6 separate regions of the Homo sapiens genome follow, and regions 1, 2, 3, 5 and 6 are each linked to region 4. The links are chromatin loops, found by intact Hi-C in ENCODE. Cell type or tissue: heart left ventricle. All regions are shown on one strand. Region 1 overlaps CUX2 (cut like homeobox 2). Region 2 overlaps ATXN2 (ataxin 2). Region 3 overlaps BRAP (BRCA1 associated protein). Region 4 overlaps LINC02356 (long intergenic non-protein coding RNA 2356). Region 5 overlaps BRAP (BRCA1 associated protein). Region 6 overlaps SH2B3 (SH2B adaptor protein 3).

Region 1 (4,000 bases), 66 kb before region 4:
GTAATTAGCACAGTCTTCCTGATAGAGATAATTTCTGAATCTTTCCATCACTTCGTCAGAAGCGATTCTCAGTCAGAGGAGTCAGAAAGGCGGGGTTCTCCCTGGGGGAGTGGGATTGGGGGGTGGCTGTGTTCTTTCCTGCCAATCATCTCCATGTCATCCTGTTCGCTTCGCTTCTTGGCCCTCTAGGTTGGGACATGGGTGCAGATAGTTTTCCAAGAGGGAGATGCCTTCAAAGACCCTCAGTTTTTTGTGTTTTTTGTTTGTTTGTTTGTTTTCGAGGTGGAGTCTTGTTCTTTCACCTAGGCTGGAGTGCAGTGGCGCAATCCCGGCTCACTGCGACCTCTGCCTCCCAGGTTCAACCAATTCTCCTGCCTCAGCCTCCAGAGTAGCTGGGGCTACAGGTGTGTGCAAACACACCTGGCTAATTTTTTGTATTTTTAGTAGAGATGGGGTTTCACCATGTTGGCCAGGCTGGTCTCGAACCCCTGACCTCAGGTGATCCACCCGCGTTGGCCTTCCAAAGTGCAGGGATTACAGGCGTGAGCCACCATGCCCGGCCCAAAGACCGTCAGTTTTCCAGCTGGCCCCAGCCCCTCTCCTGCTGCCGACAGTGGGCAGACACCTAGGACAGACTCTCACTTTCCCAGACTGGCCCTCCCACACCAACATGGCATCAGTGTTGGTAACAGTGAGCCTGGAACATGCCCACGTCAGCCTTGGCATCACATGGATGCTACCTGAATGGCCAGGATCAGCTCACTTGGGGCTGGGGGCACAGTAGACTTCTTGAGACCTCACGGTCACAAAGGGCCATGATGCTGCTACTTCGAACTCGGGGGCTTCACCTTGCCCTCTTCAGGAGTACTCAGGGATCCTGGCTGAAATTACTCCATAGGCATCTGCCCAGAGCCCCTGCCCCACCCCCAGGCTCTGGGGACTCACCTGTGACTAACTTGTAGTCCTTGCCTTCAAGGGGCTCACAGTTGGTAGATGAGAGGACAGTGTTGGGCATAACCCAACCCCAGCTCAAGTCCTGACTTTGCCATTTATTGCTGTGTGATCTTGGACACGTTGTCTAACCTCTCTGAACCTCGGTTTCCTCACCCATAAAATGGGATGACATAGCACTTACCTCTTAGAGGTGTCATGAGGGTCACTTGAGATCATGAGCATTGGCCAGCCACAGTGACCCATGCCTGTAATCCCAACACTTTGGGAGGCCGAGGCAGGAGGATGACTTGAGCCCAGGAGTTTGATACCAGCCTGGGCCACATAGTGAAACCCTATCTCTATTTAAAAATACATATACATATATATATATATATATATATATATATATATATATATATATATATATATATATATATATATATAAAGAGAGAGGGATCATAGGCATAAAGCACATAATACTACACTGGGCATGTAGTAAGTACTCAATAAAGGGAATTTATTAACATCATCATCATTGTCATCAGTAAGGAAGAGATCTGGCCCAAGCAAGAAATTATAGCAAACTGTGACAATATATATTCAAGGTGCTATTAGACCCCAAAAGTCTAATAGACCTCAGGGAAGGGACATTTAGGACTGGATCTTGAGGAATGCATAGGAGTTCAAGATTAGAAGGAAAGTCCTCAGGATGGCAAGACCAGCCTGAGCAAAGACATAGGGGCTTAGAGAGGAGCCTAGATGTTTGTGAAGGGGAGTGAGGGAAATGCTGTAGCTCCAGTTGGCAGGGACAAGGGAGTTCAGAGCCTTAATCACCAAGACAAGGTGATAGACATTTCTTGCACAAGGGGCAATGGGGAGCCATTGATGATTCTGGAGCATAGGAGTGGTCTGATCCGAGTGACCAACTCACCCACGACAGAGAAGGAAGGAACCCATCCTGGGCTCAGGATGTCTCTTCTGAAAGTAAAGCCGTTGCTCCCTTTTCTTCCAGCTGTCATACATTTTAATGGTTATTTTAACAAGTTTCCAGCAGGTGGCAGTTGAATGCCTCAAGGAAGAGGCATCTTTTTCTAATGTGCTGGGATTAGGTGTGGCCAGTGCTGGGATTCCTAGACCCCACACCATGCTTGCCAACCCATTAGGGGTGCCTCCCTGGGGATGCTCCCACCTTTCCTGGTTTCTCAGGAGGCTCAGCTCACACTGGGACTCCCATGGGTGCCTCTAATGCCCCAGGAGGTGGAGGTGGTAGAGGAGGTGGAGGTGGACCCTTGCCCCACGTTATCTCATGGAGGTCTCTCGATGGCCCCAAGTAGTATGTATAATGCTACGTGTCTTATGGCCCCATTTAACAGATGGAAGGACGGAGGCTTGGCAAAGTCATCCACCCGAGATCACAAGCCCCAGATATCTTTCAAATCATTTTTCCAATATATAGTCACACAAAATGTCTTTTGAAAAATGAAAAATGGGCCCGGCATGGTAGTTCAAGCCTGTAATCCCAGTACTTTGGGGGCGCCGAGGAGGGTGGATCACTTGAGGTCAGGAATTCAAGACCAGCCTGGCCAATATGGCGAAACCCCATCTCTACTAACAATACAAAAGTTAGCCGGGTGTGGTGGCAAACGCTTGTAATCCCAGCTATGGGGGAGGCTGAGGCAGGAGAATCACTTGAACCCAGGAGGCTAGGTTGCAGTGCGCCAAGATCATGCCACTGCACTCCAGCCTGGGCGACAGAGTGAGTGAGACTCCATCTCCAAAAAAAAAGAAAAATGAAAAATGTAGTTTAAAAATCTGTCTACCTTTTTTTTTTTTTTTTTTTTTGGAAACAGAGTCTTGCTCTATTGCCCAGGCTGGAGTGCAGTGGTGTGATCTCGGCTCTCTGCGAGCTCCGCCTCCCAGGTTCAAGCGATTCTGCTGCCTCAGCCTCCCGAGTAGCTGGGATTACAGGCATGTGCCACCATGCCCAGCTAATTTTTGTATTTTTTAGTAGAGACGGGGTTTCACCATTTGGCCAGGCTGGTCTCCAACTCCTGACCTTAGGTGATCCTCCCACCTTGGCCTCCCAAATTGCTGGGATTATGGGCATGAGCCACTGCACCCGGCCCCAATCTAGCTTTTTAATGTGGCATTGCACCATGGACATCTTTTCATTACATTTTCTTTCATTGCCTCGGAAGAGCCCACTGCAGGGATCCCCCATATTTTATTCAGCCAATCTCCTGTGGTTGAACTTGTAGATCATTGCTGGATCATTGCTGACTTCTTTAGTTGTTGCCGTTTATTTAACTTTTCGTTTTGAGGTAACTTCTAATTTACAGAAAAATTGAAACAGTAGAACAGCAAACTCCCTGCACTGTACCCAGTTTGAACAGTTATTAATTTTGCCATAATCGTGCTCTTTCTCTGCCATTTGAGGAATTCATTGACATCTTGTCCCTTTAGCCCTAAATGCTTCAACAAGTGCTTTCCAAAAACAAGAAATTTTACAGTGGTAAAATACTGGCATGTATCCCACCATCTATATTCAGGTTTCTTCAGTTGTCCCAATAATATCCTTTATGAGCTATATAAATTTTTAGATACAATATATAAATCTTGGCCAGGTGCTGTGGCTCACGCCTGCAATACCAGCACTTTGGGAGGCTAAGGCAGGTAGATCACTTGAGGTCAGGAGTTTGAGACCAGCCTGGCCAACATGGTGGAACCCCGTCTCTACTAAGAATACAAAAAATTAGCCGGGTGTGGTGGCATGCACCTATAATCCCAGTGACTTAGGAGGCTGAGGCACAAGAATCTCTTGAACCCGTGAGGTGGAGGTTGCAGTGAGCCAAGATCATGCCACTGCACTTCAGCCTGGGTGAAGTTTTTTGAGACAGAGTGAAACTCTTGTCTCAAAAAAAGAAAAGTGAGCCAGGCATGATGATGCACACCTGTGGTCCGAGCTGCTTGGGAGGCTAAGGTGGAAGGATCACTTGAGCCCAGGAGGTCGAGGTTGCAGTGAGTTATCACCAAGCCACTGCACTCCATCCTGGGCAACACAGCAAGA
Region 2 (4,000 bases), 130 kb after region 4:
CGTCTAAGATCCTGTTAATGTCTTAATCATACTAGTTTTTGAAAAGCACACATTTAAGTAAATAAAGCATTTATTTAGATAGAAGCTCAGTATTAAAAACAATACTCTTTTGATTCAAGAAATTAAAGCTCGAAGCAGCTAGAGATTTTTATAGAACCATATAAACGGATTTTTTTCTCACTACAGGGTATGTGTGTGTGTGTGAAAATATTTAGAAAGTCTTGAGTCAAGCCGTCTTCAAACCAAAAGATCCCAAATGTACACACAAAGTAGCTTAAATATGTTTTTACAGTATTATTCTAAACAAATTTCTAAAAGGATCCCCAAGTAAGAGCCAGTGTGGAAAAGCAAGCAAGCGTCTAAAACTTTAGGACCCAGGCTTTATTCCACTGACCAGAATTTAGGTTGTGTTAAGAGGGCATTATTAATAAATCTATTTTTCTCAATGCTACATTTTAATCTTAAATCTTCTGTTTACAATACCAAACTTTTTTTAAAAAAAAGTATTCACAGGTTATGTAGCAGTCTGTCGCTTTCGAGACAGAAATGGGGAAGGGGAAAACACAGAAGTGTGATTCTATAAAGAATGATATTCCTTGGTTTTAAAATTTCACCAAAAGTAGCTCTTTCTAAAGATGAGTAAAGGACTTAGGGGAAGATGTGCAGAAGTGGAGAGTTAGCACGAAATGAGGCTATATCATCAGGATGCTGAGAAAATCCCTGGCTATAAGTAATGCATTTCAGGCCAACATTGCATCATTAGCTAGAAAGGAAGCAAGATCTGGGTATCCATTCTGCACTATTAATAATATCCACTATCGTAAATTCTGATTTGTTTTACAGTGGTTACAAGTTTGGATTTTTGTTTCTGTTTCTTTAAAAAAAATTTGTTTTTGTTTTTGTTTTTTCAGAGATGGGGTCTTTGTCACTCATGCTGGAGTGTAGTGCCGCAATCACTGCAGCCCTGGGCTCAAGCAATCCTCCCACCTCAGCCTCCCAAGTCGCTGAGATTACAGGCATGAGCCACTATGCCCAGCAAGTCTGGATTTTAAAAAAAAAAAACACTGTTGGTAGTAAATAGTACAATGTTGTAACCAGGATTCCTGCAAAGTTGAGAAAAAAACAACTGGCTCTAATCTACAGGCAACTGTGGGAATTTGCATGCAGATTTTACCAATGCCATAAGTCAAAGAATATTAATTTTCCATCATCCCCTATGGTGAGAAACAAAAGCATTGTAACAACAAGATGCAAGAATACAACGTGACTATTAGAAAAGTGTTACCTGTTTCTGAAGGAACTACAGGTATAGAGAGAAAAAAGGAAAAACATAAAAACCATCAGATGAGATGATAAAGAATTAGTTTTTCAATTTATAAAAGCCTCTAGACTAGCAGGCGATGTTGGAGGAAGAAACAAAATTGTATCACCTCCAGCCCCTGTATCCCACCTCCATGCTACCCCCACAGCAGTGGGCTCTCAACACCTTCTCTTCTGATTCTGGGCAGAAACTTAGTCATTTTGGGCCGGTGATGCCACCTGCTGGTGGTCATAAAGAAATGTCTCGACCAACGTGTGAACCTCTTCTGGGTATCCCCAGCCCCATACCCAGGAAACAGAGTACATATTCAGCTTCTCAATCTTTCCTCTTTTACCTCTGAGCCAATAATGCCTCTGAAAAATCATTCAAACTTGTCTGAGCATTTTTTAAAGGGCCAGAATAATGGTCAAATAACTAAAATGGTAGTGTTAAACATTAGAAATAAATATACTTAAATGTATAAAAACTATAAAATGACATAAAACTGGATGAAATAATCATTAACATCAGATTTAACATCACAAACCCTCAAATGTGCTTCCAGAGAAGTCATCAAAATCCTCAGCTAACCATTTCTTCTCAACTAAATCAGCCTTTTCTCAAACATCAAAGTTCCATATAAACCTAAAAAATCATATTGTTTTGATCAATTCCTATTCCTGCGGCACTTTCAACAACTTTTTAAGACAGTTTCTCATTATGTGTCATCGTTATATGTGGACCAATCTATATACTATATAAAGTATCAGTATATAGATTGGTATCAGTGGGACTATTTAGTCATTTTTAGCACTTACTGAGTACCTACAATGCACTCATAAGTCTGGACGAGGTGGGGATTCACATTTGACTGATACAATTCCCAGCATTTCCTGTAGGAACTAGGAGCTCCTGGGTGTAAGAGACTAGTTACAGAAATGAAGCAAATCTTTTAGAATCGAATACAATGAGTGCTACAATACAATTAAAAACAAAGTTCTAAGGAACAAAAGGCTCTGGGCTTTCTAAAGTGACAGTGACAGCCTATCAGCAACAGCTGATCTAGGCCTTCAAGAACACAAGAAGAAAATAAGAAAGGGGAAGTAAAATGGTTCCAACATAGACTGGAGTGGCATTAAAAATACGTGTATAGCTGGGAGCGGTGGCTCACGCCTGTAATCTCAGCATTTTGGGAGGCCCAGTCAGGCAGATCACGAGGTCAGGAGATCAAGACCATCCTGGTTAACACGGTGAAACCCCATCTCTACTAAAAATACAAAAAGTTAGATGGGCGTAGTGGCCGGCGCCTGTAATCCCAGCTACTCGGGAGGCTGAGGCAGGAGAATGGTGTGAACCAGGGAGGCAGAGCTTGCAGTGAGCAGAGATCGCGCCACTGCACTCCAGCCTGGACAACAGAGCGAGACTCCATCTCAAAAAAACAAAAAACAAAAAAATGTGTATAGGCGGGGTGCAGTGGCTGACGCCTGTAATCCCATCACTTTGGGAGGCCGAGGCGGGCGGATCACCTGAGGTCCGGAGTTCGAGACCAGCCTGACCAACATGGAGAAACCCCCATCTCTACTAAATATAGCTGTGCATGGTGGTGCATGCCTGTAATCCCAGCTGCTCGGGAGGCTGAAGCAGGAGAATCACTTGAACCTGGGAGGCAGAGGCTGCGGTGAGCCGAGATCGCACCATTGCACTCCAGCCTGGGTAACAAGAGCGAAACTCTGTTTAAAATTAAATCAACAGGCTGGGCACAGTGGCTCACATCTGTAATCCCAGCACTTTGGGAGGCTGAGGCGGGTGGATCATGAGGTCAAGAGATCGAGACCATCCTGGCCAACATGGTGAAACCCTGTCTCTACTAAAAATACAAAAATTAGGTAGGCGTGGTGGTACACGCCTATAGTCCCAGCTACTCGGGAGGCTGAGGCAGGCGAATTGCTTGAACCTTGAATTGCTTGAACTACTAGGGAGGCGGAGGTTGTAGTGAGCCAAGATTGCGCCACTGCACTCCAACCTGGCGAGAGCGAGACTCCGTCTCAAAAAATAAATAAATAAAAAATATGTGTATAAACATTTTCTGAATTGTACACAAGAACACAGGCTTCCCCAGGGAAGTGGGACTGGGGGTTAGAGAGGAGATTATCTTTTCATTGAATACTCATCTGTTCTAACTGAATTGTATACTACGAGCATATACTACTACACCATGTATTATACAGATTATATTAAAGACTATAATACTGAAGAATAACACAAAGAAACAAGTTGGGGATAAGAAACACAGTTAAGGGTGCAGGATGTATGGACTGGAACAACAAAACCAAGGGCACAGGTGGAGCCACGCTCCTCAGGCTAGAATGGGGTAGGGGTATGATGACAAAAGAGGACTGTGGGGAGCCTCTAGATTAGGGATTCTTAGCCTTTTTCTTAATCCATGGGCCCCTTCAATATTTTAGGGAAGCCTATGAAACCGTATTCAGAATGTACTTAAATTCGTAAAATACACAGGAAATCAAATGAGAACAAGTAACAATGAAATGCAGTTATCAAAAACTAAAAAAATCTGTTGGCATAGTAACATACATGTTCTTAATTAAAGCATTAAATATTAAGATCCAGTAACAGGTTTAATAACTATTATAAATTTAAAGAGGTGATGAACATACATAATAATTTGAAGCCTGGTGCAGT
Region 3 (4,000 bases), 280 kb after region 4:
GAACAGTCTGGGTAACAGAGAGACTTTTTTTTTTTTTTTTTTTTTTTGAGACAGGGTCTCACTGTTGCCCAGGCTAGAGTGCAATGGCAAGATCACGGCTCACTATAGCCTGGACCTCCCCCGACTCAGGTGATCTTCCTGCTTCAGGGTCCTGAGTAGCTGGGACCAAAGGTGCTCAGCATCACACCTGGCTAATTTTTGTATTTTTTGTAGAGACAGGGTTTCGTCATGTTGCCCAGCCTGGTCTCGAATTCCTACACTCAAGCAATCCATCACCTCGGCCTCCCAACTCCTGTGCTCAAGCGATCCGTCACCTCAGCCTCCCAAAGAGCTGGGATTATAGGCATGAACCACCGCGCCCAGCCAGGGTGATCTTGTCTCTAAAACAAATTTAAAAAATTAGCCAGGCGTGGTGGTACACACTTGTAGTCCCAGCTACCCAGGAGGCTGAGGCTAGCAGATGCTTGAACTGGAGAGACAGAGGCTGCAGTGAGCCAAGGTCACACCACTGTGCTCCAGCCTAGGTGACACAGCGAGACCCTGTCTCAAAAATAAAAGGCAGAAACAAGAATTAGGAGTTAATATTGAAAACAAAAACATTTATTTTCAGCTCCAGGCTTCGTTGATCTAGAATTGATAAACACTCAATTTCAACAATGCAGTATCTTTTTTCTTTTTTTTTACGTTTTTTGAAATTTTAGAAAATGAGATATTCAATAAAATTCTCTATTTTAAAGTATACAGTTCATTGGCTTGTAGTATATTCACAAGGTTGTGCAACTGTCATCACTATCTAATTCTAGAACACGTCCATCACTTCCAGAAGAAAGCCTGTATCCTGTTAGCAGGCACTCCCCATTCGTCTCTTCCTGCCCTGATAACCACCAGTCTACTTTCTGTGTCTATGGACTGGCCTATTCTGGGTATTTCACAGATACCTTAGCATTCAATTTTACACCAATCTGATATATTTTAATTAAATATAGGAACAATTCACACTTACATCTTCAGATTTGAGCACTTCAGCTCTTTCCACATACACTAGCTGGCAAACGTCATCTTCTATTGAGTTGAACTGGCGGCCATTGCATGTCATATAAAAACTATCCGCATCAGCCTATGTACACCAATGGGGAAAAGGAAAAAAATTAAGACAGATACCCTGAAAATCTGCTTTATATTCAATATGCATGGCTTTATTCATTCTCATCAGCTTTTAAAATTTATACTTAGGAGAGAGAGCAACCACCAAAAGTCACATCTACTGAAGCTGATTGGTAGGCTAATCACACTCTGTAAGTCAATATTCCATGTTTACAGTATTTCCTGGGCTACAACAGAGTTTTTACCTGAACTGGCAGAAGGTACTGAAGTGCAACAAGCTGAAAGCTGGTACAATTTTCATATTCAACCAGCAACAGTCAACATTTCCCTTAATAGCAGTTTTTTTTCCCTCTAGTCATCACTTGTGCAGCTGAAAGTAAACACTCATTTCTGCAAAGCCTGGAACCAAATAATAACTGACGCTTGTTATGAAAGAACTCTTTAAGGAAATGTCAGCATTGGGCTGGGCGTGGTGGCTCACGCCTGTAATCCCAGCGCTTTGGGAGGCCGAGGCGGGCGGATCGCCTAAGGTGAGGAGTTTGAGACCAGCCTGACCAACATGGAGAAACCCTGTCTCTACTAAAAATACAAAATTAGCCGGGCCTGGTGGCCCACGCCTATAATCCCAGCTACTCGGGAGGCTGAGGCAGGAGAATCGCTTGCACCCAGGATGCAGAGGTTGCGATGAGCTGAGATCGGGCCATTGTACTCTAGCCTGGGCAACAAGAGCGAAACTTCATCTCAAAAAGAAAAAAAAAAAAAAAAAGAAAGAAAATGTCAGCACTTATGTTAGAAAAAAATAAAAGACCAGGGGAACTGGTATGAGATGAAAAACCAACTACTCTTTAATAAACCAAATAATAATAATAATAATATATGATAGTTAGATCCCATCTAATGGGTCCCATCAGGAGGTCTTAAACCGCCACCTAGTGTCCAATACCAAAAGCAAAGCTCTTGGTCAAGGTCAAGGGGCCCAAGATGAACCAGCCTTTAAAATACTAACAGTCTCATTTGCTAGCGTTAGAAAATGGGTGAAATGTGGACAAACAGTCCCTTTGAGGCAAAGCTGCAAAGGCACATGTGCGTCTATGAAATGGACACAGGTAAACAGAACCTTCTAGTCTAGCCTTAGTAGCAAGCAATGGAGACGATTCCAGTTTTTAAACTCAGCCAATTTTTTAAGGCAAGCGGGGAGGCCAAGGCTTGTCTGGATTTTATTCCCATACGGGCATTAATCCAAACACAGAAAGTTATGTGCTTTGGCCCTACCAACATTGACAGGCTGCTTCTGGGAATTCTGCAACAGGAAATGCAGCATCGTCAACCTTAAGGAAGAGATTCAGGGCTGCACCAGGCAAAAATATTCCTGCCTGTCCACCCTCACAAGGTTCTGAATCTCACAGACACTGTAAGCTTCTCGATAGCTTTTAATTCCCCTCTAATGAGGTAATTGTGAATTCTTGATTACTTATGCTTCCCCCCCACCTTTTTTTTTTGAGATGGTGTCTCGCTTTGTCACCCAGGCTGGAGAGCAATGGCATGACGTCAGCTCACTGCAACCTCTGCCTCCCAGGTTCAAGCAATTCTCCTGTCTCAGTCTCCTGTGTAGCTGTGATTATAGGCATACGCCACCACACCCAGCTAATTTTTTGTATTTTAGTAGACACAGGGTTTCACCAAGTTACCCAGGCTCGTCTCGAACTCCTGAGCTCTGGCAATCCACCCACCTCGGTCTCCCAAAGTGTTAGGATTACAGGCGTGAGCCACCGCGCCTGGCTACTTATGCTTTCTTAACATGACCAAGTGAGCTAAGCAGCTGAGGAAGGATGATCAATTCTGAATATACTTTTATTTTGGAGGGGCAGAGTGGCAGCAGGTCGGGGTGGAGAGGCTTTACTTAAGAAAATAATCCGTGTATTGAGCATAGTGCATTACAATTTGAAAATGTTTAAAGCCAGCTGTTGGAGAAGAAGCCTCTTTAATACTAAGAGGTTACAACCTAATATGGCTTCCCCCATTCTTCAGGAGCAACGGTTTCTTGAAATGCTTTTGGCTAAGTAAGCAGCAAAGTCAGCACATGGATTCACCAGGAGAAAACGGACTGCCTGAAAGTCAGGGCCTTCTCTCACCTCTTCAGAGCCTCAGGCACCACCAGTGGCTGGTAGAGCCCTCTTGGGGTCTAGAGCTCTGCAAATGCTCACTAAACGACCAGCCTCCTCTACAGGAAAGGATAAGGCATGTGACCAAAACCATTCAATGAATTATTCCTTTCTGCTACCTGAGCCCAGGAGTTTGAGACCAGCCTGGGCAACGTGGCGAAACCCCATCTGTACAAAAAATACAAAAATTAGCCGGGCATGGGGGTGGAAGCCTGTAGTCCCAGCTATTTGGGAGGCTGAGGTGGGAGGATAGCTTGAGCCCAGGAGGTGAAAGCTGCAGTGAGCCGAGATCGTGCCACTGCAGTCCAGCCTGTGCAGCAGAGTGAGACCTTGTCTCCAAAAAAAATAAAATAAAATAAAAAAGGAGAAGAAGCATGTAGGTGAGTTGTCATGGTGGCCTACACTAGGATGATTGTGGCAGAAATGAAAAAAGTAAAAAGAAAAAGTACTTTTTTGTAATGACAACATCACTAAACAGCTGAGATTTCCCAATTAACATATTGATCTCTTCTTTAAAATCTTGGTATTAGAAATGCACCTTCACCTGTTCACATATTTTCTGAGCATCTAGTATGTGCCAGGCCCTGTGCTATGTACTAGGTAGAGAGTAGGGAACAAACTACACATGGTTCCTACTTCAACTCACCATCTAAATGCACTAAACAAAAGCCTGAAGCTAACTGCCAAGAACATTGCAGAAACAGCTTTTATTGAAAATGTTTGCATTGTGTGGA
Region 4 (4,000 bases):
ATTATTTTATTTTGTAGAGATATGAGTCTCACTATGTTGCTTAGGCTGGTCTCTTAACTCCAGGGCTCAAGTAGTCCTCCCACCTTGGCCTCCCCAAATGCTGGAATTACAGGTTTGAGCTACCGCACCCGGCCTCATGAAGTAACTAAATTTAGTACATTCACAGTGTTGTGCCACCATCATTTATCTCAGTCTAGATCCAGAACATTTCATCACCCCTAAAGGAAACCCCATACTCATTAGAAGTTACTTCCTATTCCCGCTGCCCATAGCCCATGGCAACCACTGGTCTACTTTCTGTCTCTAGGGGTTTACCTATTCTATATACTTTACATAAGCAGAATCACACAATATTTGTCCGTTTATGACTGGCTTATTTCACTTAGCATGATGCTTCCAAGTTTCATCCACATTGTAGCATATATCAATGCTTCGGTCCTTTTTATGGCTGTGTAATATTCCATTGTATAGATAGCATTGTCTTGATTCATTCATCCCCTGGTGGGCACATGAGTTGTTTCTATCTTTTGCCTATTGTGAATGGCACTGCTATGAACATTCATGTACAAGTATCTGTCTGAGTGCCTGTTTTCAATTCTTTTGCCTCTGTACTTTAGCTAACATTTTTGTTTGTTTAGAGATGGGGGTCTCACTATGTTGCCCAGCTTGGCCTCCGACTCCTGAGCTCAAGTGATCCTCCCACTTCAGCCTCCCAAAGTGCAGGGATTACAGGCATGAGCCATCTCACCTGGCTTTAGCTAACATTTTGATGCTTTTTTTTTTTTTTGAGATGGAGTCTCGCTGTGCTGCCCAAGCTGGAGTGCAATGGCATGATCTCAGCTCACTGCAACTTCCACCTCCCTGGTTTAAGCGATTCTCCTGCCTCAGCCTCCCAAGTAGCTGGGATTACAGGCATGCACCACTACGCCTGGTTAATTTTTGTATTTTTAGTAGAGACAGAGTTTTGCCATGTTGCCCAGGCTGGTCTCGAACTCCTGACCTCAGGTGATCCACCCACCTTGGCCTCCCAAAGTTCTGGGATTACAGGCGTGAGCCACTGCACCTGGCCTTGATGCTTCTTTTAATGTAGATTAAATGAGGCGGGTAGGATTAAGCTGTTCTTAGTAATCCACTCCTCATTGTAAAAGAAAGACCTGAGAACAGGTTTAGCTAGTAATAGTCAGCATTATTTGTTTATTTATTTATATATTTTGAGACAGTCTCACGCTATCACCCAGGCTGGAGTAGTGGCACTATCTCGGCTCACTACAACTTGTCCCTCCCAGGTTCAAGCAATTCTCCTGTCTCAGCCTTCCAAGTAGCTGGGATTACAGGCATGCACCACCGCGCCAGGCTAATTTTTGTATTTTTAGTAGAGACAGGGTTTCACCCTGTTGGCCAGGCTGCTCTCGAACTCCTGGTCTCAAGCAGTCCTCCCACCTCGGCCTCCCAAAGTGGTGGGATTACAGACGTGAGCCACCACGCCCCACTGGTGTCCTCATTCTTTGTTCCCATTTTACAGATGCGGAAACTGAAGCTCAGAGAGCCCAAGTCATTTGCCCAAGGTGACCCAGCACTGAAGGGAGAAGCTAGCCATTAAGCTGTCCCCAAACCCGTGTACTCAACGTTGATGGCTACTCGATGGTGGCTGAGAGGCATCCAACCTGGAGCCTGGGAAGCTTCCAGGAAGGCTTGGGGGGAATCCAAGAGGAAGGTTCTTTGCGGGAGAAAGAGTGAGGCAGGGGAGTTTAGGAGGCCGCTTCCCAGCCCTCGATCGCCCCACAGCCACCAGGGGGCGCCAGAGCCCCGCGCAAAGCGGCTGCCACCAAGTGGCTGCCACCGCGCGTTACCACCCTCAGGGCCTGATGCCTGGGACTGCGGCCAAGTCCCGGCCCCAGGAGCTCGCGTGCCCCACGTTGATCCCGGGTCACGGGTGGGGACGGCTGGGGTAACTGGGTTGTACGTCCTCTGCGGAGCTATTAGGGACTCTAATTACCGGGATTGGAAGTGAATAATTATCTACTGGGCCTCAGGCTACTGAGTCACTTCCCCCAGAAACCAGATTCCCCAGGCTAGCGGAAGAGGGGGCGGCTCGCAGGCTGAGGTTGGGGCGGGGGAAGGTGGAAGCGGGGGTCTGGGGTTGGGGTGCGCGGCCGCCGCTGTTTTTGGTCAAGATCAGAACTGGGGAGCCTGGGTGTAAATCGCTGCTGGGCCACTTACCAGCCACGTGAATTGGGGAAGTCACTTCACCTTTCGTGCCTCAGTTTCCTTTCTGTCAAATGGGGGAAAACAACATTCTCTCCTTACAGTTGTTGGGCAAAGTAAATTGTAATCTACCTAAACTAAGCCCTCAGAGTAGTCCCTGGCACATAATCCTCTAATAATTCATTAATCACTCAGAATTATTAATTAGGCCGGGCGAGGTGCCTCACGTTTATAATCCCAGCACTTTGGGAGGCCGAGGCGGGCGGATCACTTGAGGTCAGGAGTTTGAGACGAGCCTGGGCAACATGGGGAAACCCCATCTCTACTAAAAATACAAAAAATTAGCCAACCGTGGTGGCTCATGCCTGTAATCCCAGCTACTTGGGAGGCTGAGGCACGAGAATCGTTTGAACCCGGGAGGCAGAGGTTGCAGTGAGCCAAGATCGAGTCATTGCACTCCAGCCTTGGTGACAGAGCAAGACTCCCTCCCCCAACCCCCCCCCAAAAAAAAAGGACAAAAAAGAACATTAATTAATCATTAATCATTGGGCCGGGTGTGGTGGCTGATGCCTATAATCCCAGCACTTTGGGAGGCTGAGGCAGGCAGATCATGAGGTCAGGAGTTCGAGACCAGCCTGACCAACATAGAGAAACCCCGTCTCTACTAAAAATACAAAAATTAGCTGGGCGTAGTGGTGCATACCTGTAATCCCAGCTACTCAGGAGGCTGAGGCAGGAGAATCGCTTGAACCCAGGAGGTGGAGGTTGCAGTGAGCCGAGATCGAGACATTGCACTCCAGCCTGGGTGACAGAGTGAAACTCCATCTAAAAAAAAAAAATCATTAACCATTAATTCAGAATCATTAATTCTGTTATTATTACCATTTTTTATCACTTGGGCTCAGTAAGTGATTAAGAGGTAGGGCACTACAGTGAGGCCAGTCTTTAGTCCACACCAGCTGCTTCATTGCCAGTCGTGTGACATGGACATGTCACTTCACTGCCCTGTGCCTCAGTTCCTTCATCTGACAAATGGGAAAATGAATAGCAAACCGTTCATTTGGGGTGGAAGAGATAAGGCCTGTGATGTTCTCAGTGTGGCGCACGCTTCCATAAATGGAGTCCAGATTGTAAATACTGTTCATGCTTTTCTTAGGGAAGGACTTGTGGCAATTTTAGCTTCTAAGGCACTGGGAGGACAGAAAACAGAACTGAATCCAAGGGAAGGAAGCACAGGGAGAGATGACATCAGGCACTTGAGCTCAGCAGATCAGACCCTGAGCCCAGGAATCGGCCTTGGGAGTTCTGCCCACCCAGGCAAAAAGGGAAGAACCCAGTAATGTAATTATTTTCTGGCCTGGGGCAGATGTGTATTGACCAAGGGGGACCATTTCCTGAGCCCTCTTGGTCTCTGTTGGACCCTAATGGGTGGGAAAAGGGTTGGTTGGACCTCACCCCCCCAAGGTTTCTTGAGCTCTGTGTTAATTATTGATTGCTGGGTAACAAATTACTCCTGCATTTACTGGCTTAAAACAGCAAACCTTTATTATCTCATATGGTTTTAGGAATTCACATGCAATCTGACTTAGCTTGTAGTTCAGGGTCTCTCACTCCTGAGATGGTAGTCCGAAACATGGGCTGGTGGCACGCACATGCAGTTGCAGCTATTTGAGAGGCCGAGACAGGAGGATTGTTTGAGCCTAGAAGTTCAAGGCTATAGATCGTGCTATATGATCGTGCCTGTGAATAGCCATTGCATTCCAGTCTGGGCAATGAAACAAGACCCCGTCTTTTA
Region 5 (4,000 bases), 290 kb after region 4:
GGAGAATTGCTTGAACCCGGGAGGGGAGGTTGCAGTGAGCCAGGATTGCACCACTGCACTCCAGCCTGAGTTATGGAGTGAGACCCTGTCTCAAAAAAAAACAAAACAAAAAACAAAACAAAAAACAAAACAAAAAACAAAATGGCTACCTGAATAGTCACTGTTTTCCCAGTAGAGATCTGGCAAATGAGTTAGCACAAGAACAGCCTTAAGGTATCAGCTACCATTACCCAAGAAGGTAGTGGCTGGGCTTGTGGATTATCTAGCCAAATGCTTCCTTTCCTTGGGGCTCTAGCAAGCTTTGTTTGAACCACAGAAAATGGTAAAAAAGAGGTAATAAAATTGTAATGAGTTAACTGACTTCTTAGCAGCCTCTTCAGTAAAGATTTGGTGGGGACATGAGACTACAAAGATGCTGTGGATCATTTTCTTTGTCCTTTCAATTCCCCATCACCTTCCATGCCTATCTGCTAAGAAAACATTTTCCTGGCAGGGCGCAGTGGCTCACGCCTGTAATCCCAGCACTTTGGGAGGCTGAGGCGGGCGGATAACCTGAGGTCGGAGTTCAAGACCAGCCTGGCCAACAGGGTGAAACCCCATCTCTACTAAAAATACAAAAAATTAGCTAGGTGTGGTGGTGGGCACCTGTAATCCCAGCTACTTGGGAGGCTGAGGAAGGAGAATCACTTGAACTCAGGAGGCAGAAGATGCAGTGATCTGAGATCGCGCCATTGCACTCCAGCCTGGGCAACGAGACCGAAACTCCATTTCAAAAAAAAAAAAAGAAAACATTTTTCCCACATATTCTCTTAAGTGTATCCACAAGCATTTCTTTTATAAGGAAAAGCTTTGACCCAATCCACAAGATTAATCAAATGTAAAACATCTGAGAATTCTCTAACATACAACAGACAAAAGTATTATTATTTTGAAGCTTAAAATACCCACTTTCCTTCAGGACAAGAGACTATGCTAAAGCAAAGCAAAAAAAAAAAAAAAAAAATTGACTAACCCCCAAGAAAAGAGGGTTTTCTTACTTTGTCTTATATAGGTGCATAATACCATGAACTATTTCAACTGATGGATTTCCACTGAAGAATGAAATCTGGTCTGGAAGCTGTTTGGACGGAGAATCTGGGGCAGCGTTTATGCATTCCTTACTGTGATCTTTACTTCTTTGCGCAGTGGGGGAGGCTTCTGAAGACTTCCTTTCTTCCACTGTAGTTTTTAGTTCATCTTTCACCAGTTAAAAAATAGCAGATTATAAATGGATAGGACATATGCTGAAGGATTTGAACTAGATTAAAATTTCAAGTCAGAGGAATAAACTTTGATAGAGTAATTACAATGTAATGCATTAACAGCTATTATTTGTAGAATAGCTGAGTTTATGAGGGCATCATACTTTAAAGCTCTCTTTGCTCCATAAAAATCTCATTAACACCCTCAGAAACTTAAGGATGGCTATTACATTTGGCAATACCATAATGCAAGCAGGTATCTTCTATCACGAAATCCTAACTGGGACAAACATTCAGGGCTACTAAGGTGGAAATCCAAACCTACCAGTTCTGACCACCTCCATGTTGGAGATGTAGTACTATCTACACATCCACTTCCGCAGATAAAATGAGCTGGCTGGCCGGGTGCAGTGGCTCATGCCTGTAATCCCAGCACTTTGGGAGGTCAAGAGGTTGAGACCATCCTGGCTCACATGGTGAAACCCTGTCTCTACCAAAAATACAAAAATTAGCTGGGTGTAGTAGCGTGCACCTGTAGTCCCAGCTACTTGGGAGGCTGAGAGAGGAAGGAGAATTGCTTGAAACCAGGAGGTGGAGTTGCAGTAAGCCGAGATCATGCCACTGCACTCCCACCTGGGGACAAAGTGAGACTGTCTCAAAAAAAAAAAAAAAAAAAAAGAAAAGAAAGAAAGAAAAAATGAGCTGGCAGAGCAGGGGAAGGCACGACATGTTTATTTGGACACATTAATGATCTGCCACTGAACTAGGTGGTAAGAAATTCTCCCTGGTAGCCGGGTGTGGTGGCTCACACCTGTAATTCCAGCACTTTGGGAGGCCGAGGCAGGTGGATCACTTGAGACCAGGAGTATGAGACCAGCCTGGCTAACATGGAGAAACCTTGTCTCTACTGAAAATACAAAAATTACCCAGGCGTGGTAGAGGGCATCTGTAATCCCAGCTACTTGGGAGGCTGAGGCAGGAAGACTGCTTCAGCCCAGGAGGCTGAGGTTGTAATGACCCGACATTGCACCACTGCACTCTAGCCTGGGCAACAGAGACCCTGCCTCAAAAAAAAAAGTCCCCCCCGTCACTGAACTGAATTGTCAACTCCAACTGTTAGGATTAATTTGGAAGAAATATTTGGAAACACTAACATGTGGCTTAACAGTGTCATATAAAGCACACACGTAGTGAAAGACAAAAGTATGCTAGATGTTGAAATTGTAGGCTCATCAAACACCGTGTATAAAATAGGCAACCAGTGTTCACATTACAAAAGAGAGTCCAGGGTTTTAGAAAGCATACCTGGGTTGGACTTCATGGTCTCAATGATCACATCTGTCATTTCTCGACGGCCGAGATGCTGATGGATAATCGCTACTTTCTCTCCTGGTGACTTGCCTTCTAAACAGGCTACAGCTGAGGCTAGTGTCGTCTTTTTTATCTCCTCATCAGACATTTCCCCGGCTAAAGAACACATGAATGATTAATACAAGGTAATAAAACAAGCTCCTCTCTGTTCTCTATTCCTCTATCATTAGGTTTTCCTTTTCTTTCTCCTGCCTTCCGCCAAGATGATAAGAAGCCTTTGTAGTATCCATCTCACTCAACTCTGGGACCACTGCAGTACACAGCAAAGAGTCAATAAGCAGCCAGGACAATATACTCAGAAATGCAGGGCTGTTCTACTGAAATCATGCACTTTATTTTTATTTTTTGAGACAGAGTCTCACTCTGTCACCCAGGCTGGAGTGCAGTGGTGTGATCTTGGCTCACTGCAACCTCCACCTCCCAGGTTCAAGTGATTCTCCTGCCCCAGCCTCCCGAGTAGCTGGGATTACAGGCACGTGCCACCACGCCCAGCTAATTTTTGTACTTTCAGTAGAGATGGGGCTTCACCATGTTGGACAGGCTGGTCTCGAACTCCTGGCCTCAAAGTGATCCACCCGCCTTGACCTCCCAAAGCGCTGGAATTACAGGTTTGAGCCACTGCGCCTGGCCCAAAATCATGCACTTTAAAGCAAATCGCCAAAGAGGGAGCCTTAGAGAAGATGCAACAGTGATCATGCCCAGATGAGCTAACATTTTAGTAACACCTGATAAAATGAAATTGTGTTCAGCCCAAAATGAAGCTATCAAGTCCATTAAAAAAACAAAATTTCAAAAACTTGTAGGGGTAGTCTTAAACATCCTGGCTTATGCTCATGCCATGAACCAAGCCATGAACATCTGTGATTACTGTCTTAAATCAATGAAACACATGAAAAGGGAAACGGAATTTGGAGACTTAACTGAAATATCCCTAATACATGCTCTGTCAGGGCAGGGACAAGGCCTGTTTTGCCCACCACTGTATTCCCAGCCCTTATACCACAGTGCCGAGCACACAGAGGAAGCCCTCTAAATGTTTGATGAATAAATGACTACATGACTGACCCATGCAGATGTCTATATGCGGCTAATATCAATTTAGCTGACTCTCAGAACTCAGAAGCCACTTTTAGCCTTTGGAAAGGTGCTCATAAGCTATAAAGTCATATTCAATCTTTAATTTGCAGCTTCAAAGGTCACGTCCTCAGGAAGTTCCCAATGACACCATCCCTACCTGCCCCCATCCCTCTCTCCAAACCAAACACATCTTCTTGTAATACTTTCCCAAATTGTTTCTCCTTTCCTTCACAGCACTTACCACAGTTGTAATTCTACACATATTCTGCACTTATTTAATTCATCTGTTTCCTCCATGATACTGCTGGTGC
Region 6 (4,000 bases), 55 kb after region 4:
CTGGGATTACAAGCACCAGCCACCATGCCTGGCTAATTTTGTATTTTTAGTAGAGACAGGGTTTCACCATGTTGGCCAGGCTGGTCTCGAATGTCTGACCTCAGGTGATCCACCCGCCTTGGCCTCCCAAAGTGCTGGGATTACAGGCGCGAGCCACCGCGCCCAGCCTACACCACTTTTAGTACCAACACTCTTGGGTGATTTCATGGACCCTAAAGCAGACCTGACACTGATCCAGATTTGCAGTCCATTTTTAAGGACACCTGTCTTTATTTCCTCAAAGTCAAGCAGCTTTCTCTGGAAAATGAATGCTAATTAGTGTGAACCAAAAGAGTAAGTAAGAGTCTGAAGTTTTTTTAAAGGAGAAAGCTTATTATGGAAAGTCACTGGTCCTCCCCTCCGCACAGGAAAGGTACCCAGTAGATAATGAACCAAATTAAGTTCCCTCCCTCCAGCCAGAAGTTAAACATCTGGGATATGACGTCTTCATGCCAGGGGCACTCATTTCTTAGCAGCCTCTCTACATACATCTCTCAGGTGGTGCCAAGAGGCACACCAGGTAGAGCAAACTTAGCAGCTCTGACTAACAGGCTGCAAAGTGCAAGTTCAGATTCTGTGGCAGAGATTTGGAAGGCACCCACCTCCAGACTGCTTCCCGTCCAAGTTACCAGGACAGCTCAAAAACATGCTGACAGAAAACTCCCATGGCTCTAGGAAGAAGTGACACTAAGCCAACACCTTTCTTTATGTGGGAGCAGAATCAGCTGATGAAGGGGTGGGCAGCAGTGTGGGGCAGGCACCCCACTGGCTGCAGCTAGCCCACCATAGGCACAGCACATCCCACCACTCTCCTTCCAGTCCTGACCAGGCCCCAGCCGGCAACTTCTACCGAGAGCCATGGCTCAACACCAAACTGGACAGTAGACATCATGATCCCTCCAGTTAGCTCTAATTACAGACCCCACCAGTACAGCTTGACAGCTCCCGGCACCATCCCTTCCTTCATCTGACTTATTGAACTTTTACAAACTAACAGTCACCAGCACCAAAGAATTAAGTCAACTAACCTGCCTTGAATTTTAGACCAGCAATCCATATGGCTTTATCTGGTATAAATCTTCTGCCTTTGATCATTTCTGGACCGTAGGAAAAAGGAATAGCAATCATTAAAATCTTGGGCCAGAGAACACTATTTTTACATAACAGTTTCTTAACCTAAAGTCAAGGCCTTGGACTCTTCCCTGAGGGTTGCCTGAGATTCCTTCATGCTTTCTATTCAGGACTAAGTCCCTTACTGCAAATGTGTTAGCTCTAACATCTCCCACAAGCTAGAGGAACTTGCGAGTATATTAACAAGGACACATCTGACATCCTGTGTTTGGTTAGAATATACAGCACATTGTGATAACATAAAGTGGATTCATCTTGTATCATTATAGGCAGAAGGTATTTGGCAAATTTTTATGTATTGTTTTATGTACTGTACAAGTAACTTATTCTTGAATAATGCAAATTTTGCTATAATGTACAAATTGCTATATGTGAATTAAAAAGTTTTCAGAATCTTGATTTGCTGTCATAATATTTAAAGGCTCTATTAAGACCATGGTGTCTCTACAAAATCCTTGCCCTGCCCAAATACTCGCTCTTCCCTTTGTCCTCCCCGTTGCAATCTGGGAATACTAACAAATGCTTATGAGTCCATCCATGTCAATAAGCAGCTTTGTACATCTTTGTATCTTTTCAGCCTTCATGCCCTCTGGATTTCTTTATTGCAATTTTTTTCTGAGTGTCTCCTGCCCCCTACTGGTAAAGTAGAAAAATGCCCGAATTGGGAACTTCCAGCTAATGACACTCATTTTGGTTCAGGAGATATTAAAAAGGAAGCTTACAGAATCGGTGTCAGCCCGAGGATGTGGAATTTCAGTGCTGCCCAACTCTGGCCAACCTTCCTCCTCCTGAAGCAGATCTCTAATCCACCAAAGAGAATAGCTCAGTCTTGTCTTTTTCTAGAGATACCTTGAACCAGAACTAAGGGTGAAGAAGAAAAATCATTTCACAGCTACCTTCCGGGATATTCAAAATGCACCCTTAGCACACCTGCTTTGATATTAAGTATCCTACAAAGAAGTAGCTTATACAGACACACACTAACTTGATCAGTTTTTAAAACTTTTTTTATTTTTTAAATTTTTTTTAAGTTTTTATTTTATATTATCTACAAAGTAAAAGTTTTTCCCTTAACTTAAAAGTTGAACCACTGTAGACAGTGATCACCTCATCAAACTTGATTTATAAATAATAATCCGTCAGTTTGACGGTAAGAATTTACTGAAACTTTGTCAAGTTTAGTAAAAGGGCGTTCCAAGTCTTGATTTTTTTTTTTTTTTTTTTTTAGCAGTAATAGCAGCAAGAATCACTCTTGTTACTTCTTTTGCTAGCTGATGTGTTCATGACTTTCAAGGGTTATTAAAAAATAAATAACTTCCAGTTTCGGCAAGCAGAGCTGGGGTACCTGCGGGACTCTGAAACAGCATATGGAATTATGGAATAGCCCCCAAGTTCCTAAATGCCTCTACTCGGTCCAAGTATCTTCCACTGCAAGTGAACTGTTAGCATTCCTATTGGATGTTACAAGAAATCAACATATATATTTTAAAAACAAAATAAATGAAATTCTAGTTTTCTGTGCTTCCAGTTGGTAGAAGCAGTAGAAGGGAGGAGGGAATTTGGCCTTTCGGTTCCTCCAGGGCAGCCTTACAACTGCTGTTGGTGGTGGGCTTGTACTGTAAAAAGAAAAGCGAACATTGAAACAGAAAACTGGCAACACCACACATCAGCCTAGTGTCTCTGCAGCACATGATTGTAAACTATCCTCGTGCTAGCTGAACAAAACTCAAAATTGAATTCGCTTTTCCCCCTCCCATCTGCACCAAAGTGGGGAGGGTTGGGTGGGTGGGTAGAAACAAACCAGTCAGACGTAAAACCACTTCAGATAAAACTCCCAGAAGACTTGTTCATGGGGTAGAAAAAAAGGCCTTAACAAACCCCCTCCCCAAATATTAGCCAAGCACCAGTATTGCTTTCAGAATAACAGGTCAGACTGTGAAGTATCGCCATGGCAGCCATCAAGTAGTAGAGCACAATCACAGGGCGCTCTCCCCTGTTCAGGGGCTGGGGCTAACGCTACACTCAAAGCCAGTCCATCCACAGCGCTTTCTCAGCAGTATCTTCTCCAGAGCTACAATCAAACTCTGCCATGGTAATAACCCCCCACATGTCAGACTTTTGGGACTCAGGAAGGAAAACACTGCCCTGTCCAGCCTGTCATAACAAGGAAGGCCAACTGAGTCCTAGGCATGCATCAGGCTGCTGTTGCTGCTGCTGCTGCTTCTCATCAAGCCAAATCCTGTATACCATCAGAACACACACAGACTCGGCTCCCGGAAGCCTCAGGCCCTGATGCTGAACTGATCGTCACAGTCCCTCCTGTGCACACTCCTGGACGGGTCTTGCTAGTTCTCAAATGCGGGGCTTGAAGCACTGGCCCTGCCTGCCATTCCACCTGTGCGAGCAGAATGCTTTGGGGTGCCCCGGCGGCCCCTGCACACACACGCCTCACCTGAAGGGTGCGTCATATAGGGGAAATGCGCTGTTGTCGAGACTGGAATGGGCTGTAGTGCACTTTGAGCGAGGGCGGCCTGGGGACCGCCGGGTGGCTGTGTCGTCATTAGCATCATTGGCGCATGGGCAGTTGGATGAGAAGGAACCATTCCTGACTGTACATGAGCCTGAAACAGAGAGCTCTTTTACGCATACAGGCAACATCTCCGGCTTCAACAACATGTCAACTGTGTTCCTTTCACTGGGCTGGGACTCTCAGGAAAGGGCAACGGTGGGCCTCAGGGCCCAGTTCTGTTCTCTGGGGACAATCTCTAGTAGATTATCTATTGACCTGAAGACGCGCTTCACCTTTGGGCAGATCCTGCAAGGGTCAGGG

The links. Hi-C counts contacts between places; a loop is a spot of excess contacts. Peaks named below come from ENCODE experiments on the same cell type or tissue, not always from the same donor. Only the 100,000 strongest peaks of a DNase experiment are listed, where the experiment ranks them.
Region 1: it touches region 4 in a loop (3.0-fold over the local background); 14 of 110 quality-filtered maps call a loop at or near these places.
Region 2: a loop joins it to region 4, with 7 times the contacts of the local background. A loop is called at or near these places in 73 of 110 quality-filtered maps.
Region 3: it touches region 4 in a loop (4-fold over the local background); 52 of 110 quality-filtered maps call a loop at or near these places.
Region 5: it touches region 4 in a loop (6-fold over the local background); 49 of 110 quality-filtered maps call a loop at or near these places.
Region 6: a loop joins it to region 4, with 8 times the contacts of the local background. A loop is called at or near these places in 107 of 110 quality-filtered maps.

Annotation. Positions count from the first base shown.
Region 1 is chr12:111,329,375-111,333,374 of GRCh38, forward strand. All of the region lies in intron 18 of CUX2 (cut like homeobox 2), which reads left to right. Among named protein-coding and RNA genes, the nearest start is that of MIR6760, 27 kb to the left of the region's middle. In heart left ventricle, a CTCF peak has its summit at 1,989 (motif pointing right); no DNase peak of the experiment used is centred here; H3K27me3 peaks cover 707 bases.
Region 2 is chr12:111,528,082-111,532,081 of GRCh38, forward strand. The region is part of intron 5 of ATXN2 (ataxin 2); the gene reads right to left. Among named protein-coding and RNA genes, the nearest start is that of ATXN2, 69 kb to the right of the region's middle. In heart left ventricle, a CTCF peak has its summit at 1,528 (motif pointing left); no DNase peak of the experiment used is centred here.
Region 3 is chr12:111,671,658-111,675,657 of GRCh38, forward strand. BRAP (BRCA1 associated protein) reads right to left here. Exons shown (of 12, transcript NM_006768.5): 5 at 1,004-1,117. Among named protein-coding and RNA genes, the nearest start is that of BRAP, 12 kb to the right of the region's middle. In heart left ventricle, CTCF peaks have their summits at 2,032 (motif pointing left) and 2,232; no DNase peak of the experiment used is centred here.
Region 4 is chr12:111,395,309-111,399,308 of GRCh38, forward strand. It overlaps LINC02356 (long intergenic non-protein coding RNA 2356), which reads left to right. Exons shown (of 4, transcript NR_187522.1): 3 at 1,523-1,565. Among named protein-coding and RNA genes, the nearest start is that of SH2B3, 8.6 kb to the right of the region's middle. In heart left ventricle, a CTCF peak has its summit at 1,787 (motif pointing right); a DNase peak (open chromatin) is centred at 1,833; H3K4me3 peaks cover 490 bases; H3K27ac peaks cover 1,479 bases.
Region 5 is chr12:111,680,600-111,684,599 of GRCh38, forward strand. BRAP (BRCA1 associated protein) reads right to left here. Exons shown (of 12, transcript NM_006768.5): 2 at 2,547-2,708; 3 at 1,038-1,236. Among named protein-coding and RNA genes, the nearest start is that of BRAP, 3.4 kb to the right of the region's middle. RefSeq lists an enhancer at 3,680-4,000. In heart left ventricle, no CTCF peak of the experiment used is centred here; no DNase peak of the experiment used is centred here; H3K4me3 peaks cover 447 bases.
Region 6 is chr12:111,450,055-111,454,054 of GRCh38, forward strand. It overlaps SH2B3 (SH2B adaptor protein 3), which reads left to right. Exons shown (of 8, transcript NM_005475.3): 8 at 1-1,569. It overlaps ATXN2 (ataxin 2), which reads right to left. Exons shown (of 25, transcript NM_001372574.1): 24 at 3,623-3,791; 25 at 2,160-2,786. The coding sequence ends at 2,758. Among named protein-coding and RNA genes, the nearest start is that of SH2B3, 46 kb to the left of the region's middle. In heart left ventricle, CTCF peaks have their summits at 1,819 (motif pointing left) and 1,823 (motif pointing left); a DNase peak (open chromatin) is centred at 3,528; H3K27ac peaks cover 1,550 bases.